2 separate regions of the Homo sapiens genome follow, and region 1 is linked to region 2. A link is a contact called in ENCODE Hi-C or POLR2A ChIA-PET data. All regions are on one chromosome and are shown on one strand. Each heading gives the region's core, a stretch centred on a gene start or an enhancer-like site at or near the end of the contact. The rest is flanking DNA. Distances are from core to core; before and after follow the strand shown. Region 1 overlaps BABAM2 (BRISC and BRCA1 A complex member 2). Region 2 holds the start of MRPL33 (mitochondrial ribosomal protein L33).

Evidence for each region. Hi-C counts contacts between places; a loop is a spot of excess contacts on that map. ChIA-PET counts read pairs that join two places held with the same protein, here RNA polymerase II (POLR2A).
Region 1: a map of sigmoid colon shows a loop between it and region 2 (2.0-fold over the local background). The contact joins the enhancer-like site here to the promoter of MRPL33 in region 2. A Hi-C loop is called at or near these places in 1 of 168 maps with a recorded cell type or tissue (sigmoid colon). POLR2A ChIA-PET finds 5 or more read pairs at or near these places in 2 of 52 experiments (MCF 10A and activated T-cell).

The regions. Positions count from the first base shown.
Region 1 is chr2:28,163,111-28,165,810 of GRCh38, forward strand. All of the region lies in intron 7 of BABAM2 (BRISC and BRCA1 A complex member 2), which reads left to right. The region is part of intron 1 of LOC100505736 (a long non-coding RNA gene); the gene reads right to left. Among named protein-coding and RNA genes, the nearest start is that of BABAM2-AS2, 150 kb to the right of the region's middle. Within about 2 kb of position 1,306, at least 10 of the 41 ENCODE cell types and tissues checked have a DNase peak (open chromatin) inside an H3K27ac peak, as active enhancers do; they include sigmoid colon, where a contact is called at or near this core.
Region 2 is chr2:27,770,463-27,773,162 of GRCh38, forward strand. MRPL33 (mitochondrial ribosomal protein L33) reads left to right here and starts at 1,257. Exons shown (of 4, transcript NM_004891.4): 1 at 1,257-1,337; 2 at 2,212-2,230. The coding sequence starts at 1,316. RefSeq lists enhancers at 899-1,018, 1,252-2,068, 1,309-1,438.

The DNA of each region.
Region 1 (2,700 bases), core at 56-2,555, 390 kb after region 2:
TGCCCCCCGAAAAAAGACGGTGGTGTCATCTTTTGTGGCCAGCCTAGTGAAATCCTCACTCTCCTCAGATGCCTCCCAGCCGGCAGCCACCCTGCTTCCCCCATGACCTTCTTCTGAGTGTGAAGCTCTGGGTGCCAGCGCTTCTTCCAGCCAAGTCAGCAGGTGGGCCAGGATCAGCTTGAGAATTAGTTTTCTTAACAGCCCCAACTGGCCACTCTCAGAATAATTCTGTTAAATGTGACCTCTTGTGTTATGTGGAGTAAGTCAGTAGCTGGCTATCAGGGAGACTTTAGAGACCCAGAGAGCTTTATGCCTAAGGGGAGAAAAAGAACATTTTTCTTGTCTTGAGGCAGGTCACAGAAAATGTACACATGGTGCTGGGGACAAAGGTCTAGGAGAAAAGCAAAAGGCAGTCACCCCTGCCAGATATCTAATAGAATGCCAGAGTTAGACATGAATGCCATAAGAATAATGAAAAACTGAGAGCCATGGGCCTTAGGAAGAGAAAATGGAGTAAATCGGATGATAGAGCAAGAGAAGTTGTGAACCCAGCCAGAAAGAAAGGTAAGGGTGAGGCAATCTGTCCCCATCTTAACACAATGTACTCCTAAGGGTGAGACTTGTGTAAGATCGGCTGGGCTGATGGAGCTGGGTCAGAGGCCTCAGAATTGGACTCACGTGGCCCAAGGCTCTAAGGTAATGTGATCTATCGTCATGGAGATGAGAATTGAGGCCATCCACCCCTTGTGGGTGTTTTCCTCAGGGCACTGCCCATTGCACATTGCTAGATCATTTCCATCTGGCTTCATCTCTAGGCCCACTGCTATGCACCTCTTAGAAACTATCAGGTGGTACTGAAAACTGAAGATGAATTTTCTCATGGAGTTCTCTTCTTAGAAACTCCTAGACTCAGTGACTGATTGCAAAAGGCACATCTGGCACAAGAAAACAGACTCCTACAACTTGTTGCACTTAACATCTTGATACCAAGGATCATAGGGATGGAAAGACAGTGCTAATCCCCATAAACGTGTGGTGTCTGGTCACTTCTGTGCATTCCGTGCAGTCAATAAAATACAGTGTTGATGGAACCCAGTGCAGGTGGAGTAGAGCAGTTCCACATGTGCAATTGGTATTTGCTCTTCTTCCCTTCAGTGTGTTTTTTGTTGTGTCAAACACAACCGAATGAGAGTTGCCCCTACACCCCCACGTGGAGTTAGAGGAGTGCGTCCTGGCCTGGAATAGGTCTCTCTTTCTGGGCCACTCTGTGGGCTGTCTGAGCAGTGGAAGCATAAATATAAACCTCGGGCACATAAGGACACACACAGGCCGCAGAGCCTGTCAAGGGCTCTGTCATGTTCCGAGTGAACAGATGTTTATCCCACAACATTTTTTTTTTCCTTCTTGGAGTTTGTCCAATGCATTAAAAAAAAAACTAAACTGTTTACACTAATTATTCCCTTTTGCTGCCTTTGCTTGTTTTGTTTTGCTCTTTTCTTTTTCCCATACATTAAGAGCTATTCGTGTGAGGAAATTCTGCCCAGCTGCTTTCTGGAACAGATACTTCCATAGCTTAAACCAGGAACCCTTTGTTCTTGGATCTGAGTGGAGCTCAGATTGCCTTGTCACATGTATCTTGGCGCTTCTTCCCTGAAGTTTATAGGCTTTTAAAAATCCATTTCCTTTTTACCCCAAAGATAATCAGCTTCCATAACTTTTCTTAAAGTAAATAACTCCAGATCCCTTCATGGTTTCAGATTTTCCCGTATGCTTCAGTCAGGATTTTATTCAGCAATCATTTATTAAGTACATTCTTAAGTTTGGTGAGTACCATACCACTGTACTAGGTATCAAAAGAGAAACCCTTTCCCCTTTTATTGGTTTGTTCATGTTTTCACTTATTTTTTCATTTCCTTCATTCAAGAAATATTTGTTTAGCTCCTACTGTGTCCCAGGTACGGTTCTGGGTGCAGAGGAATCAGTGATAAGCAAAAACAGACATCGTCTTTGCCTTCAAGGAATTGCCAGTGTACTGCGGGAGAAAGACGTAAAGAATTAATTGCAATTCAGGGTGATACATACTATAATAGTAGGGTGTTCAAGTTTCTTTGAGGAATGTGAAGGGTGTAATTGGCTCTGCCTCAGGCATCAAAAATAACTTTACAGATTACTGGACATGTGAGAGGATTCTACAGAGAGAGGACAGCACATACAGAGGTGAGGAGGTATAAAGTATGGTTGGTTCGGGGAGCTTGATATCTGAATGCAAAAACAGCAGATGCAAGAGGTGAAGCTGGAAAACTAAGTTGGGTAGCCAAGTTGTTAAGGTCATTTTGCATGCCAAGTTTAAAAATCTGGAGTATGTCTTAGAGAAAATGGTGGGGGAAGGGGCACTGAAGCTTTTTTTTTTTTTCCTTGCTTTTTTTTTTTTTTTTTTTTTTTGAGACAGAGCCTTGCTCTGTCACCCAGGCTGGAGTGCAGTGGTATGATATTGTGTCACTGCAACCTCCGCTTCCTGGGTTCAAGGGATTCTCCTGCCTCAGCCTCCTGAGTAGCTGGGATTACAGGCATGTGCCACCACACCCAGTTAATTTTTGTATCTTTAGTAGAGATGGGGTTTCACCATGTTGGCCAGGATGGTCTTGAACTCCTGGCCTCAAAGTGATCCACCCACCTCAGCCTCCCATAATGCTGTGATTA
Region 2 (2,700 bases), core at 7-2,506:
TTATGGGAAGATAAATATCAAGAATGATTAGAAGGAAAAAAAGTATTATAGGTACTAAGGAGAAGGACGGTCTTAATTTAAAAAATTGAATTGTATTGTATGGAGAGCTGATTTTTTTCCTCCTCATCTTCTTTGTGATGGCACAGAGAGCTGAATTTTCTTTAAAACAGTTTTATTACTTTTTTTTTTTTTTTTTTTTGAGACGGAGTCTCACTTTGTCGCCCAGGCTGGAGTGCAGTGGCGCTATCTCGGCTCACTGCAACCTCCGCCTCCCGGGTTCAGCTAATTTTTGTATTTTTAGTACAGGCGGGATTCCGCGACGTTGGCCAGGCTGGTCTCAAACTCGTGACCTCAAGTGATCTGCCTGCCTCAGCCTCCCAAAGGGCTGGGATTACAGGCGTGAGCCATGCGATTAAATCTTATTTCACATCTGTAAGACTTCATATGTAGATACAAATCACGGATTAGGAAAAAAATCCAAAAGTCCTGATTATTAGTTGCGAAATGAGGTTACTGACGAGGTCCTTGGTGTTAGAGGAGCCCAGGTTCCTTACAGAGCCATGAAAAATTAATGATTGCAAACTGGTAGGTCCCAATGTCTACTGGGAAAGGCATGAGTCTTTGGAGTCAGATAAAATCTAGGTTTAAATTCTTACTCTGCCACCTGGTAGTTCTGTGATATTAGGCACGTGATGTGAATGCTCTCAATCTGTTATTTGGCTTCTATGTCAGGAACTGTGCTAGGTGTTTGGATACAGAAGTTTGAGATGCAAAGGGTCCTGCCCTCCTAGAGATTGGGATAACTAAGGAAAGGTGGGGTTCTTAATGCCGAAGGGACTCAGAAGAGTGAGAGTAAGGCTTAACCAGGCGGAGAGGGAGTTGGGTCGGGGGAGGCAACATTTTAAGAAAATATGCGAGGGGCTGATACGCTGGAGCGGCCGAAGTACAATACACAGTTGTTCTTGTGGGTCTAATGCAGGTGGTTGCGATTATTTCGTGAAACAAATATGGAAAGCACCTAACGCTGAAAGCACTTGACCCAGAAATAGGAGTCAGGGCCGGGGCGCGAACCCTGAGCTGTAAATCCCTTTCCAGAATGATGAGGATTCCAACCTCCAGCACGACAAAAGCAAAACACACTCGCTCTGAGAAACCGAGGAACGAGCCAGACGACTGGAGGCAGGTTCCAGGCGGGGGGCGTGGCCTCGGGCGACTGCCGGATGTCCTCTTCCAGAACCGGGCCGTGCCCCGGAAGCAGTTGTTGTTGGTTGGGGGCCTTTTGGCCGGTGACGGAGACTGCCCAGGTGTGGTCACCATGTTCCTCTCCGCGGTCTTCTGTAAGTGGGGCTGGAGACGCCGGTAGGGGTTACGGCGAGGGTTAGGGGGCCGTGACAGGCAGGGCCCCGGAATGATGCGGGGAAGGATGTGCGAACAGGACGGGAAGCTGCAGCTGCGTACTTTTCCAGGCCTTCAGGACCACAGCGTCCGGCATGCCCCGCGGCGCGCCTCCCTGCGCGGACCTGTGGGTGCCTGAGAAGGGGTCTGCGGTGTCTGGATTCAATTGCCGTCCTCACGGACCGTTGAGTCTGGCTGTGGGGCGTTTTTCTCCAGCCCGTGTTAGGAGAATCTTTGTCCGAAGGACCTCAGAATTTGCAGCCCACCTATTTCGAACTCTAAAAATAAGGAAACCGCTCCCGAGAGGGGCAATGAATTGCCTGAGTAATGCGGCAGGGCAGTTAAAGAAGTCCTCGGGCTCCCGAGTCAGTGCTCTTCTTTACCCTTGGCTGACTTCCCAGTTAGATTTAGTATCTGGTTTTCACCACATGTGATGGTTGTTGTAATTTGCAAAGGTTAAACTTGTCAAACAAGAAGCTTGCTGCAGCGCGAATACTTGCACCTTAGAAGAGGGAAAAAATGGAGCAGGTATTACTTTAGAAAGATTTAAAAGGTAGCCAGTCCAACAGTCATGAAATTATGCAAAATATTAAATCTAGAATTGTGTTGGTCTGATTGGATCTTTTAACCTTCCTTCTATAAAATCCTAAGGGGATCCCTAATAGATAGGGAATAGTTACTTGAGTGACACCTCATGGCATATTTCATAAGTTAAATATTTTTGGTTATTACTGATATTTATATGAACTTTGCATAAGAAAGAGAATACATTTATATTTTTATTTTCTTTTCCAACCCTTCCTGTCTACAAAAAAGTTGCCAAGAGCAAGTCAAAGTAAGTAAAGATTTTTCCTTTTTTAAACGTCACTTGTTTATGTTGGATTTGTTAGTCTAGCTGCTCCCAGTACATCCTTATATGAAATTAAGCATTGGGCCTTGATTTCCTAAGAGTTGGTTTGTGGATTACTTAGTTGATTATTTTTTCTTTATGAACTCTTTCAAAAATATTTTCCCTCCTGCTGAACTGAGCTACTTCTGTGAGCATTGAAATACTTGAAGGAACCTTTGCTGCTTTTCTAGTCCCAGGATTTGTGAGCTCACTGTCTGTTTCTAAACAAACCATTGGGCTGTGCTGTATTTGGACTACCACCATATTTCCATTTCCTCAAATCGAGGACCAGGGGCCATGTGTCTGGAGCTCACTACGGGAATCCAGAAGAACAAACTCTGCTTTGATTAAATCATAGTCTGTTTTAATGAGTTTTGTAATCCTTTGCATTCATGGTATAAGCATTTCAAAAATAG